Regions from separate parts of the Homo sapiens genome. Here region 2 is linked to region 1. Evidence: read pairs that join two places in POLR2A ChIA-PET (ENCODE). Cell type or tissue: PC-9. All regions are shown on one strand. Each heading gives the region's core, and the rest is flanking DNA. Links, peaks and the distances in the headings are about the cores only.

Evidence for each region. ChIA-PET counts read pairs that join two places held together with the same protein. Peaks named below come from ENCODE experiments on the same cell type or tissue, not always from the same donor. Only the 100,000 strongest peaks of a DNase experiment are listed, where the experiment ranks them.
Region 2: POLR2A ChIA-PET joins it to region 1 with 10 read pairs; 2 of 35 experiments call an interaction of 5 or more read pairs at or near these places.

The regions. Positions count from the first base shown.
Region 1 is chr9:132,315,374-132,322,485 of GRCh38, forward strand. The region is part of intron 10 of SETX (senataxin); the gene reads right to left. Among named protein-coding and RNA genes, the nearest start is that of SETX, 36 kb to the right of the region's middle. In PC-9, for the core only: no CTCF peak of the experiment used is centred there; no DNase peak of the experiment used is centred there.
Region 2 is chr9:131,380,225-131,387,336 of GRCh38, forward strand. It overlaps a transcript of PRRC2B not described here. Among named protein-coding and RNA genes, the nearest start is that of PRRC2B, 10 kb to the right of the region's middle. In PC-9, for the core only: no CTCF peak of the experiment used is centred there; a DNase peak (open chromatin) is centred at 3,177; H3K27ac peaks cover 947 bases.

The DNA.
Region 1 (7,112 bases), core at 1,145-5,144:
TCCCCTTTCAATACAAAAGTCTAAGGCAAACTCACTGATTTCTGTCCTGGAGCCCTCTTCCTTTGAGGACTTAAACTCCTAGAGTTATCCATTTTCTTGCATCAATTTCTTCCTGCCCATTGCTCATTCCCATCAGCATACACACTGAATTCGCTCTAAGAACACTCTGCCACCAATAAACAAAACCCTTCCTTGTCTCCAAATGACCATTCAGCTTAGTGCCCCCTTTTTCCTGCTCCCAATCAATATGTATGTTTTCAAAACACTCCTTCCACTCACTTCTTTGTACATCTGGTTTCCAACTTAACCACTGCTGCACAAAAATTGTCCACCCATCAAACTCAATGATGACCTCCTTGCTGTTATTCTTCCTTACCCATCTCAGGTAGAGCTAATCCAAATCTCCGGTTCGTGATGCAGTGTCAGGAGTCTATGCAAGGCCCTCATCATTTGATTTCTCCTTCGTCCCTGATTCCACTTCCATGACAACCTCCACCCTAGGTATCCACTACAGCTGTGTTAGTATAACCGAAAAATCCAGAAGGGGGGTGTGTGAGAGATTTAGACAAATGGTAATCTACCATAAACTAGGTGTTTTGTTTTTTCAACCAACTTTTAAGTCTTCTGGGACTGACTCACATAGTACTCTTTAGTATGTAATGGCTTCATTTTACTCATCCATCCTTTTAACCAGCTCCAACTCTATATCCTATAAATGACATCCTAAGACATAGAACCCTCATAGACAGGCGTGTATATGTTCTTCTGACGAGGCTACGCAGGAATAAGACTGCTAGATCATAAAGGATCACAAACTTTTGCTCACCTGTTATTTTAACTTCCTTTCCTCCTTTCAGTAACACTTCATATACTTATTACCACCAAGTTTTCTGCAAACTATTTGTTGTCCATCTTCTACTGATTTCCCTGTTTTTTGCTGTCGATTTACAAAAGTGCTTTGTGGGTTTTAGCTACTAATCTCTTGCCAGTTTAGGAATGTTTTAAAACTCTCTTCTTCACATCTGTTAACTCCAAATATAGAGTCCTTCACTAAAAAGACATTAACTTTGACAGAATAAAATCCATTAATATTCATTAATCCATTAATGTGGCTAATGCTTTTTATGTTTTTATGATTACCTTCATCACCTAAACTGACATTTTGATATTTTCTTCGTTTAGTTTTACTTTCCAAACATATGTGATTTAACCAAAGTTTATGTGCTATAAAGTACGAATCTTAGCCTAATTTGCTTTTTCCCCAATGAAGCAGGCCAGTTTCCTCTAACGATCCATCCTTTCCCCACTGATTTGTGATGTCCTATTTATCTCGTTTTATCTAAGATTGACACATATGCAAGAAGGAGTTCCTTCTTAGGAGCCAAAGGGTCTCCCACTGTTTCTCCGGGTATCCGCCTGCCCCGTGCCACTCTCGTATGTGTCTATTACTATGGCTTTGAAACAGCTTCGTAGCAGATAAAGCAACTATCATTCCCCCCATGCCCTAGTTATGCTGTTCTTTTCAAAGTGACTTTATTATAATAGATTTTGCTTTTCCTTACAAATTATAAAATAAGCCTATCAATCACCTCAAAACAATCCTGCTGGGATTTTAACTTGAACTACATCAAATTTATAAATGAATTCAGAAAGAAGTCACATCTTTACAATGTGAAGCTATCACATCCATGAACATAGCGCTCTCCATTTTGAACAAGACTAAACATCTTCCTTTATCACCTTTAAAATAGTTGTAAAGTGTTTTCCATAAGTGTCTCATGCATTCATCATTAGACTAGTTACTAACAGGTGTGCAGTTCCAGTTCCTGTGCTATCTTCTTCCATGTTTCCTAACTGGCTACTGCTGCCACAGGGACACTACGTATTTTTTTGCACATCCATCTTGTGCCCAAATATGGATGCTGCTGGGGTTTCTGTGTAGGTCATCTGCAAATGATCAGAATCGTGTCTCCTCCAATTATTTCATTGCTCCATTTTTGTCATTTTAATGAACTGTATCACTGAATATCTGTAGCAGCTGTCATCTACAACTGTTCCATCAATTGTTGCTTCGTACATTTTGAAATTATTATATACATACATGTTCACAATCAATTATATACGCTTGGGTAACTGTTCCTTTCACTGATATCTAGTGTCTTTGCCCCTCTGAATTGTTCTCATGTTAAAGTAAATGTTGATTGTAAAAGTGCAACTCCAGCTTTCTTTGGTTCATGTTTGTTTGCCGTATCATTTTCCTTTTTTTTTTTAAAGGGACAGGGTCTCACTTTGTTGTCCAGGCTGGTCTCAAGCTCCCAGGCTCAAACGATCCTCTGGCCTCTGCCTCCCAAAATGCTGGTATTACAGGCATGAGCCACTGTACCTGGCCATCTTTTTCCATTCTTTCATCTTAAACCTTTCTAGCTTTTTTTTATTTCTGGCAGGTAACATTGTTCCTGGAACTTATGATTTTAAATACATTCTAAAGGTCTCAATATAACTGCTTATGTATACACTTATTCAGTTATATTCCCTTGGCATTAAAAGCCCTCTCAATCTCAACTCTCAACTCCTTCTCCATTTCTAAGAAAATCTTGGTCTTAATTTATCACTTTTTTCTCTCCGAGATCCTTATTACACATATATTAACACTTCTCTATCCACTTTATTGCTTTTTCTTGTCTATTTTCTGCTTCTATCCTTTCGTGATAACTTGTGGGAGATCTGAGTGGACATTCTAGCTTGCCTACACGTTCTTCAGTTGTATCCACATACTATCCACTCCATTTCCTGAGTTCTCTAATGATTGTGTCCTCTATCCCCAACTAGCTCCTGTTTGTTGTTCTTTATGGTTTCTCCTTCTTGCTTCATGTTTCTAGCATGCTCTATTTTTTCGAGAATATTTAATATGCTTATAGCTAAATTTTATTCTGACTATTCCAATAATTTTGCTTTACCTGCTCCATGTTGTTCGGTTTGTTACTTTTCTCTTATAGTGACTACACTCCAGACAGGAAATGCAGATGTTCCCCTCTGAATTCATACTCCCCAGGGAGACCAGGCACATCAGCTACAAAGGAACACTGCAGGAACAAGGGGCTACAGCCTAGCATCACCTAGCTTTTGTATCTCTACTGATGAGTAGGGTAGAGAGTCATGGGGATACAACTCTGGGAGTAAGCATTTCAGTATTACAATCTCTAAGTCTACCCTGATACTTACCTTTCTGAATTCTCACTTCCTTGGTTACAATAATTCAGCCCTAGGGATGGGAGGGAACAAGTGAACTTTCAAGAACCAAGCAATCCAACTATATCCACTGTTAGTTATTCCTCACAGGAGCTGGGATACAATGCCACTCTAATGCTACCCACTGCAGACATGAGCTAGTTCCAACTTTTCTGCCCTGCACCACAAGGTAACATAAGGGTAGTACTCTAGCCCAGGGTAATGAGGGGAAGAAAAAAGGGGGAAAACCTAAGAAATTCTTTTCTACTTTAATTCCCATCTATAGGAATTCTAGTCTGCTCTACTTACTATTTCCTTCCCATCCCAAGAACCCAATCACATCCTAGGCTGCCGCACAGTTTCTCACAATATGTATCAGTTTAACATCTTCAACTACACTCCCTGGCTTCAGCAATGTCACTCCCAAAAGAGAGGGCCATTAGCCCGTGATCATTTGACATCAAGTAAACAGCATCACAATCTAACCAGATGCTTAAGCCAAAAACTTCAGAATCATCCTCCCTTCTTAACTCCCACATCAGTTCTATCACCAAGTCTTCTAAGTACTCTCTCCAAAATTTACCCCCAATATATTGAATTCCTCTCCATTTCTACAGCTCCCACCCAAATCAAGCCACCATCACCTTTCTCCTGGGCTACTATAGTAGCCCCTTGACTGGTCAACTGCATTTATGCTTACCTTTCTAAAGATTACTCTCCACAGCAACAGCAAATGGTGTGTAAAAAACGTAAACTGGTTACTATTACTATTCCCCCAGTCTAAATGACCAACCAAATAAAAATCTTTCAGTACCTTCTCACTGAACTGAGAATGAAATATCAACCTGCAGCTTACAGCGCTGTATCTGGCTCTCATTTCTCCAATCTTATTTCATTTCTCTTTACCCCTTATCAGCTACTTCACTTCGGCCATACCAGCCTAATCTCTTTCTTCGTTAAGACTCAGTTCCCATCTCATGGCATTACATTCTTGACATTCCACCCCACCTCCTGAACAATACTTTCTTCTTCTGGATGTCAGCCAGGTCTCAAGAGCAGCCTCCCAATATTGCCACTCACAACAATTCATCATTTCTGCCTATTTGTTTCCTTCACAGAACTGATTACAATCTGAAATTAGCCAAAGCATCCATAGCCATACCACCCTAAATTCACCCAATCTTGTCTGAAATTAGCCACAGAAATAGAGCCATCTCCCTACTGGGCACTGAGAATCCAAGTTAGTGCCTAATGGTACTAAGTTAGTGTCTAAGGGTACTCCTTGCCTGCCTGCTCCCTGTCCATGCAACCTACAATGACCTCTACACAGGAGAGGCAACAGTAGAGGACTGCAGATAACAGAAAGCATATCTAAGTTTTAAAATAAAAGAGCATTTGCCACAACTGACTGCAAAAAATTGGCCCCTGGCAAAACAGTGCACATGTATCCAATTAACACTTTTATGTGTTAAATACAAGGATTAAAAAAAAAATTCTTCTTCCCGTCACATCAATATACAAAAGACTCATTTCTAAAAGTTGAATCTGTTCTCATTTGTCTTTCGTAAGAGATAATTCTACGTAATGTCACTACATTCCACTTGCAATAAAACATAACCAAATAATTAAATCTATGTTTCAGGTTCTAAATAGGATATAAACCAAATTTGGTAACCCCAAAAAAAAAGTCTAGGCCGGGCGCAGTGGCTCACGCCTGTAATCCCAGCACTTTGGGAGGCTGAGGCGAGCAGATCACAAGGTCAGAAGATTGAGACCATCCTGGCTAACACAGTGAAACCCCGTCGCTACTAAAAATACAAAAACAAAAATTAGCCAGACGTGGTGCCGGACGCCTGATGGCGGGCGCCTGTAATCCCAGCTACTCGGGAGGTTGAGGAGGGAAAATGGTGTGAACCCGGGAGGCAGAGCTTGCAGTGAGCCAAGATCGCACCACTGCACTCCAGCCTGAGCAACAGAGCGAGACTCCAACTCAAAAAAAAAAAAAAAAAAAAAAAAACTAAACAAGGCACCTTAATACCACCAATAATTATTGGCCTGTATAAACCAGAAATGCTTAAATAAGACGGTTGAAATCGTATGGTTAAAAAGAAAGGTGTAACTTCAAAGTAGATTGAACACACACCATTTCCTTCCCTCCTGAAACCCCACTAAAACACCAAAGAGATTTTAAAAAACAGCATTGACCAATTAGAACAAAAAGGACAGAAGAGGAGACAACAGTAACCACACTTTGGAAGCTGCAAAGCAGAGGGATGAATGGAACTAACTCAGCAAGCCCAAGAACGTGAACTCCAACTGGGAAGCAACAGCTCTCTCTAGAAGGATGGCTGGAGGGCAACTGTTCCTCCCTGGTCCCAGCAAAAAATGACAAGAGATTTTGTCTCTAGAGAGGATAAGCAGTCTCTGACCTTGAGGACAGCAAGGATGAGGATGAGATAGTAGTAAATGTTTACACACTGAATGCTCCAACACCTCTCCTCCGTCCCCCACTCCTACCCAGCCCTCTTCCCACACTCAGCTCCCTGCCACGCCTACATTTCCCAGGTAAAATATGTGACGATTCTTTTTTGGGAACTGAGACCTGACAGGAAAAATAAAGACTAAAGACATTGGGAGGCCGGGCGCGGTGGCTCACGCCTGTAATCCCAGCACTTTGGGAGGCCAAGGCGGGTGGATCACCTGAGGTCAGGAGTTTGAGACCAGCCTGACCAATATGGCAAAACCCCACCTCTACTAAAAACACAAAACTTAGGGCTGGGCGCGGTAGCTCACACCTGTAATCCCAGCACTTTGGAAGGCCGAGGTGGGTGGATCAAGATGTCAGGAGATCGAGACCATCCTGGCCAACATGGTGAAACCCCGTCTCTACTAAAAAATACAAAAAATTAGCCAGGCATGGTGGCAGGCACCTATAGTCCCAGCTACTTGGGAGGCTGAGGCAGGAGAATGGCATGAACCCAGGAGGCGGAGCTTGCAGTGAGCTGAGATCATGCCACTGCACTCCAGCCTGGGCAACAGAGCGATACTGTCTCAAAAAAAAAAAAAAAAAAACTACAAAAAAAAAAACCCACAAAAATTAGCCGGGTGTGGTGGTGTGCACCTGTAGTCCCAGCTACTCAGGAGGCTGAGACAGGAGAAATGCTTGAACCCAAGAGGCAGAGGTTGCGGTGAGCCGAGATCGTGCCACTGCACTCCAGCCTGGGCAACAGAGTGAGACTCCGTCTGAAGAAAAAAGAAAAAGAAAAAGAAAAAAAGACATTGATTGACATAATGGTGGGGTGGGGCTTCCTAATGAAGTGCCAATGGTCAACAAGCCCACCCTTTCACTCAGAGCTTCTGGTGTTTTCATCTTTTATATATATAACAAAATACAGATTATAACTGCACCTAAGCACAAAACCTTACCATGAAGAATGAAACTAATGCTGGGTTTTACCCTGCTATGGCGCCCTTCAGATCACGTTTGCCTTCCAGAGTGCAACCATAAAGAGGCTCGTTTTTGTAAAAGTATCTGAAGATTTCATGTTTTCCTAGGCATCTTTTTTAACCTATTGCTAATCAAATTTATTCTCTTTTTAAAGTAATATTTTTTAAATGGAGACGGTATTTCATACAACATAAAACTCACCATTTTAAAGTGTACGTCTCAGTGGTTTTTAGTACTATGGTTTTATTTACTATGCTGTGCAACCATCACCACTACCTAATTCCGCACCATTTCCATCACCCCAAAAGAAACACTGTACCTATCAGCAATCCCAATTCCCCCCTCCTTCCTTCCCCTGACTACTACTCATCTTTCTGTCTCTACAGATTTGCCTATTCTGGACAATACATATGAACGGAATCATATAATATGTGAC
Region 2 (7,112 bases), core at 1,459-5,458, 930 kb before region 1:
CAGCCTGGTGACAGAGTGAGATTTTCTCTAAAACATAAATAAAAATCTTAATAAAAGAGTTCTTAAGCTGGGCACGGGCACGGTGGCTCACACGTGTAATCTCAGCACTTTGCGAGGCCGAGGCGAGCAGGTCACCTGAGGTCAGGATTTCGAGACCAGCCTGGGCAACATGGTGAAACCTTATCTCTACTAAAAATACAACAAATTAGCCAGGCGTGGTGGTGCGTGCCTGTAATCCCAGCTACTTGGGAGGCTGAGGCAGGAGAATCCCTTGAACCCGGGAGGCGGAGGTTGCAGTGAGCTGAGATTGCGCCATTGCACTCCAGCCTGCAAAACAGAGCAAAAACTCCGCCTCAAAAAAGAAAAAAAAAAAGGCCGGCCGCAGTGGCTCATGCCTGTAATCCCAGCACTTTGGAGGCTGAGGCGGGAGAATTACGAGGTCGGGAGTTTGAGACAAGCCTGGCCAACATGGTGAAATCCCATCTCTACTAAAAATACAAAAAATTAGCTGGGCATGGTAGCAGGCGCCTGTAATCCCGGCTACTCGGAAGGCTGAGGCAGGAGAACCGCTTGAACCTAGGAGGCAGAAGTTGCAGTGAGCTGAGATCACACTACTGCACTCCAGCCCGGGTGACAGTGTGACAGTGTGAGATTCTGTCTCCAAAAAAAAAAAAAGAGTGATTTGTATATTCTGGGTACCAGACCCTTCTCAGACATATGGTGTACACATATTTTCTCCCACTCTGTGGGTCGTTGTCTCACTTTTTTGACATCAGGTTAGATTTTGAGATCTATTTCTCCAGGGCCTACACTTCTGAGATACCGGCCTACGCTACATAGGGCAAGACTTGATTACTAAATTCTGCTGCCAATGACCCTCCTTCATCCTACCCTTATCCTACCACCTCCACCTCACATGTCAGCTTCACTAGTTGTTGTGTCTTCCTGGGTCTCCATGTTGAGGAATATTCTCAAGCGGTTGAGCAGGAAGAGGACTGTAGTTCAGGAATGCTGCCATGGGCACAGAAAGGGAGCAGGTGGGATGGCTTCCTGGGACTTGGCCATTCCTGTTCTTTATTTGGGAGGCTGCTTTGAGAGCTGCCTCTTTTCTTTTCATTTCCTTTCTCAAACCCAACCCTTCAATAATTTTTCATTGCTTCTTATACTCAACCAGAGTTTCCAAGTTCTGGTTCTTTTTTTTTTTTTTTTTTTGAGACGGAGTCTTGCTCTGTCCCCCAGGCTGGAGTGCAATGGTGCGATCTCGGCTCGCTGCAACCTCCGCCTCCCGGGTTCACGCCATTCTCCTGCCTCAGCCTCCTGAGTAGTTGGGACTACAGGAGCTCGCCACCATGCCCAGCCAATTGTTTTGTATTTTTAATAGAGATGGGGTTTCACCGTGTTAGCCAGGATGGTCTTGATCTCCTGACCTCGTGATCTGCCTGCCTCGGCCTCCCAAAGTGCTGGGATTATAGGCGTGAGCCACCGCGCCTGGCCAATTCTTTTTTTAAGTTTGTTATTTTTATTATTGTTTTTTTGGGACAGTCTCGCTCTGTCCCCCAGGCTGGAGTACAGTGGCGTGATCCCAGCTCACTGCAACCTCTGCCTCCCAGGTTCAAGCGATTCTTGTGCCTCAGCCTCCTGCGTCACTGGGACTACGGGCACGTACCACCATGCCTGGCTAATTTTTGTATTTTTAGTAGAGACAGGGTTTCACCGTGTGGGCCAGGCTGGTCTTGAACTCCTGGCCTCAAGTGATCTCCCTGTCTTGGCCTCCCAGAGTTTCCAAGTTTTATTTATTTATTTATTTTTGAAGACTGAGTCTCACTCTGTCGCCCAGGCTGGAGTGCAGTGGCATGATCTCAGCTCACTGCAACCTCCGCCTCCTTGGTTCAAGCAATTCTTCTGCCTCAGCTGCCCAAGTAGCTGGGATTACAGGCATCCGCCACCACGCCCGGCTAAGTTTTGTATTTTCAGTAGAGACGGGGTTTCACTATGTTGGTCAGGATGGTCTCAAACTCCTGACTTCAGGTGATCCACCCTCCTCGGCTTCTCAAAGTGCTAGGATTACAGACGTGAGCTACCAAGCTGGACCAGAGTTTCCAAGTTGTAAATCTTACCCTCATTTGTTCTTTTATTCCCCAGTCTCTGGTCTTTGCCTCCTCTCTTTCTCCAGTGTCTGATGGGAAATGGAGGGCAAAATTATAAAGACTGGCTGTGGTTTGAAGAGAGGATGCCAGGAGTCCCAGGGAACCCCTGTGTTGTTGAGCCCCTCGGAGACTTGCTTTTATCCTGTGTGTGTGTTCACTGCTAAGGCTCAGATGTCCCTCCCTGCTGTGAGCTTCTGGGTCTGTGCAAGGGCCCCCTGCTGCTGGTTCGTTCGGACCCAGTGTTGTATTTTTAGCTCCAGGCCCCCATTCCTTTTTTTTTTTTGGAGACAGAGTCTTGCTCTGTTGCCTGTCGCCCAGGCTGGAGTGCAGTGGTGTGATCTCGGCTCACAGCAACCTTCGTCTCCCAAGCTCAAGCGAATCTCCTGCCTCAGCCTTCCAAGTAGCTGGGATTATAGGTGTGCACCACCACGCCCGGCTAATTTTTGTACTTTTAGTAGAGACGGAGTTTCACCATATTGGCCAGGCTGTTCTCGAACTCCTGACCTCAAGTGATCCGCCCGCCTTGGCTTCCCAAAGTGCTGGGATGACAGGCCTGAGCCACCGCACCCAGCCAGGCCCCCCATTCCTGTAGGAGTGCACCTCCCCTCAGGTGGGGCCACATCTCTAGTGGCTACCAGACAGCGTGGGATGTCCTCCCGGTGCTCAGACACTCCCATCCCCAGGCCTTTGTTCATGCTGGTCCCTCCATCTGGAATGTTCCTCCACAGTCTCCGCTGATTAAACTCTGCTCTTCCTTTAAGGCCTGGCCTCAAAAGCACCTGCACCGAGAAGGCCTCCTCCGGCTCCCCAGCTGGAATCCATTTCCCCCTGGAATATTGTTCATTTTTCCCCTTCAGTTTAGATGACTCCACTTTCTAAACTGAACATGGGAACTCATGCTGTGTCTCGTTAGTACAACTGCACTGTGGAGAACAGGTGCAGAGCATTTGAAAGCGGCCAGTCCAAGAATCCTGGAACAGCTCATGACTGCACCAGCTGGAGGCCTCACATTCCTGGATCAGATCATATTACAAGTTAGCTGTGGCCAAATCCCTGTTATCCTCCTACCCTTTCTCGGGAAGGAGGAAGCACTAGACCACGTTAAGAGCCAGGTCCCAAGATATTCAGGCCCAGCTTAGGCTGTGTCTGGCAGGTAGTGAAAGAAAGCTCACGAAATCAGTCTTTATTCTTGTAGGGTTTTTGTTTGTTTGTTTTGGTTTTGGTTTCTCTTTTTTTTTTTTTTTTTTTGAGACAGAGTCTCGCCCTGTCACCCAGGCTGGAGTGCAGTGGCCCAGGATGGAGTGCAGCGGCTCGATCTCGGCTTACTGCAACCTCCGCCTCATGGGTTCAAATGATTCTCCAGCCTCAGCCTCCCAAATAGCTGGGACTACAGATGCCCACCACCATGCCCAGCTAATTTTTTGTATTTTTAGTAGAGACAGGGTTTCACTGTGTTAGCCAGGATGGTCTGGATCTCTTGACCTCGTAATCCACCCGCCTCGGCCTCCCAAAGTGCTGGGATTACAGGCATAAGTCACTGCGCCCGGCCGGTTTTGGTTTATTTTTTGCGACAGGCTTGCTCTGTCACCCAGGTTGGAGTCCAGTGGCACAGTCATGGCTCCTTGGACCCTCTGCCTCCTGGGTTCAGCTGATCTTCCCACCTCAGCCCCTGAGTAGCTGGGACCACAGGCACGTACCACCATACCCGGCTATTTTTTTTTTTTTTTTTTTTTTTGGAGACAGAGTATTGCTCTGTTGCCCAGGCTGGAGTGCAGTGGCACGATCTCAGCTCACTGCAACCTCTGTCTGCCTCCCGTGCTCAAGCGATTCTCATCCCTCAGCCTCCTGAGTAGCTGGGATTACAGGCACCTGCCACCACGCCTGGCTAATTTTTGTATGTATGTATGTATGTATGTATGTATTTTATTTGAGGTGGAGTCTCACTCTGTCACCCAGGCTTAAGTGTGGTGGCACGATCTTGGCTCGCTGCAACCTCCACCTCCCAGGTTCAAGTGATTCTCCTGCCTCAGCCTCCCAAGTAGCTGGGATTACAGGCACGCACCACCATGCCCGGCTAATTTTTTGTATTTTTAGTAGAGACAGGGTTTCACCATCATGGCCAAGCTGGTTTCAAACTCCTGACCTCAAGTGATCCGCCCACCTCGGCCTCCCAAAGTGCTAGGATTACAGGTGTGAGCCACTGCGCCCGGCCTAATTTTTGTATTTTTAGTAGAGATGGGGTTTCACCATCTTGGCCAGGCTGGTCTTGAACTCTTGACCTTGTGATCCACCCGCCTCAGCCTCCCAAAGTGCTGGGATTACAGGCGTGAGCCACTGCGCCTGGCTTAATTTTGCACTTTTTTAGTAGAGACGGGGTTTCACCATGCTGATCAGGCTAGTCATGAACTCCTGACCTCAAGTGATCCACCCACCTTAGCCTCCCAAAGTGCTGGGATTACAGCTGTGAGCCACCGCGCCTGGTCGAAGGAGACATTTTCACATTGGCTGTAACAGGAGTGGAACCAGAGCTGGAAGATGGACAGGAAGTAACTGAGTGAAACCAGGAGAGCAAGGCTGGAGAGAGTGGGCATGAACCAATGAGCAAGTGTTGGGTTGTGTTTTGTTTCCTTTTAGTTAATTAATTTAATTTTTTGAGATGGAGTTTCACTCTTGTCGCCCAGGCTGGAGTGCAATGGTGTGATCTTGGCTGACTATAACCTCTGCCTCCTGGGTTCAAGCGATTCTCCTGCCTCAGCCTCCCGAGTAGCTGGGATTACAGGCATGAGCTACACCAGTAAGTTTCCTAATATTTAAAAGAAAACAGCCGGGCACTGTGGCACATGCCTATAATCCCAGCTACTTGGGAGGCTGAGGCAGGAGAATCACTTGAACCTGGTAGGCGGAAGTGGCAGTGAGCTGAGATCGTGCTGTTGCACTCCAGCCTGGGTAACGAGCGAAAAACTCCGTCTCAAAAAAAAAAAAAGTTTCCTTCAGGGTCCCCCAAATGTCCTGGGAAATCCCACCCAGGAGCCAGCCCTCACTGGCAGCCTCAGACCACAGACAGCAGCTGCCACAGCTGGCCCAGCACATCAGCCTTGCTCTCCCCTGGAAAGGCTAAACTTCCCAGACTGGCACTGCTGGATTCTTCTAGTCCTGGCTCGGCTACCCATGTCATTTGTGTCCTTGCCTATGTAAGTCACTTAACTTCTGACCTAAATTTCCTTATCCGTAAAGTGGGAGAAATAATAACAGTCTTGCAAGTGTTAATTAAGTTATCTTAGCAGCATGCCTGGCCCAGAAAAATGCTCAGTAAACAACAGCTATCCTCATTCTTTTTTTTGAGGCGGAGTCTCGCCTTGTCGCCCAGGCTGGAGTGCAGTGGTGTGATCTCGGCTCACTGCAAGCTCCGCCTCCTGGGTTCACGCCATTCTCCTGCCTCAGCCTCCTGAATAGCTGGGACTACAGGCGCCCACCACCACGCCCGGCTAATCTTTTGTATTTGTAGTAGAGATGGGGTTTCACCATGTTAGCCAGGATGGTCTCAATCTCCTGACCTCGTGATCCGCCCACCTCGGCCTCCCAAAGTGCTGGGATTACAGGCGTGAACCACGGCGCCCGGCCATCATTCTTATTGTTGTCATCTCAGAGAGAAGTGCAGAGAGAAGAGGATTTCCTGAACTTGGGATGTGGTTTGGATGTAGCCTAACCATTGAGTTTTACGGGGCAAGTGAAGGATCTCTGTTTGTTTGTTTTTTTTAAGAGATAGGGTCTTGCTCTGTTGCCCAGGCTGGAGTGCAGTGGCGTGAACATGTCTCACTGCAGCCTCGACTTCCTGGGCTCAAGCAATCCTCCCACCTCAGCCTCCGGAATAGCTGGGACTGCAAGTGTGCACCAACATTCTCGGCTAATTTTTTAATTTTTTTGTGGAGATGGGGCATCTCACTGTTGCCTATGCTGCTGGTCTTGAACTCCTGGGTTCAAGCAGTTTTCCTGCCTTGGCCTCCCAGAGTCCCGTGATTATAGGTGTGAGCCACTGCGCCTGGCCTATGCCTGTGGCTTTTTAACTCCCAGGGATGCAGCAGCTCCCACTGTCCCCAGAGGGTGTCACCCCACTTCCAGATCTGCCCGAGGAACAGAGCCTTTGACTTGACTTTCCCCCCTTAATACTTCCTCATCTGTCTTCCCAGAACACCCACGTCCTTCCAGGTTTTTCATACGCTTATGTCCTCTCTTGTCAGATGATAAAAACGGGTAACCCTATGAGTCCCAGGGTCCCTTCTGTTGTAGCCAATGAGGTCAAGGGCCAGACACCCATTCTGCCATTCAACAAACCAACCAAATTCATTGAGCACTCACTATTTGCCAGGCACCATGCTTGATGCTAAGGATAGCACAGGTGTATTAGGGTTCTCTTAGAGGGACAGAACTAGTAGGATATATATAATCATATATATATATAAGTCATATATATATATAGGAGTTTATTAAGTATTAATTTACACGATCACAAGGTCCCACAACAGGCTGGCTGTCTGCAAGCTGAGGAGCATGGAGAGCCGGTCCAGGTTCCAAAACTGAAGAACTTTGGGAGAAAGATGTAGGCTGTGAAGTTAGGCCTGTCTCTTTCTTTCTTTCTTTCTTTCTTTTTTGAGACAGTCTCGCTCTTGTTGCCCAGGCTGGAGTGCAATGGCACGATCTCGGCTCACCGCCACCTCAGCCTTCCGGGTTCAAGCGATTCTTCTGCCTCATCCTCCCAAGTAGCTGGGATTACAGGCATGCACCACCACGCCTGGTTAATTTTGTATTTTTAGTAGAGACGGGATTTCTCCATGTTGGTCAGGCTGGTCTCGAACTCCCGATCTCAGGTGATCCGCCCGTCTCCGCCTCCCAAAGTGCTGGGATTACAGGCGTGAGCCACCGCGCCCGGCCACCTGTCTCTCTCTCTCTTAGTTTTCTGCCTGTTTT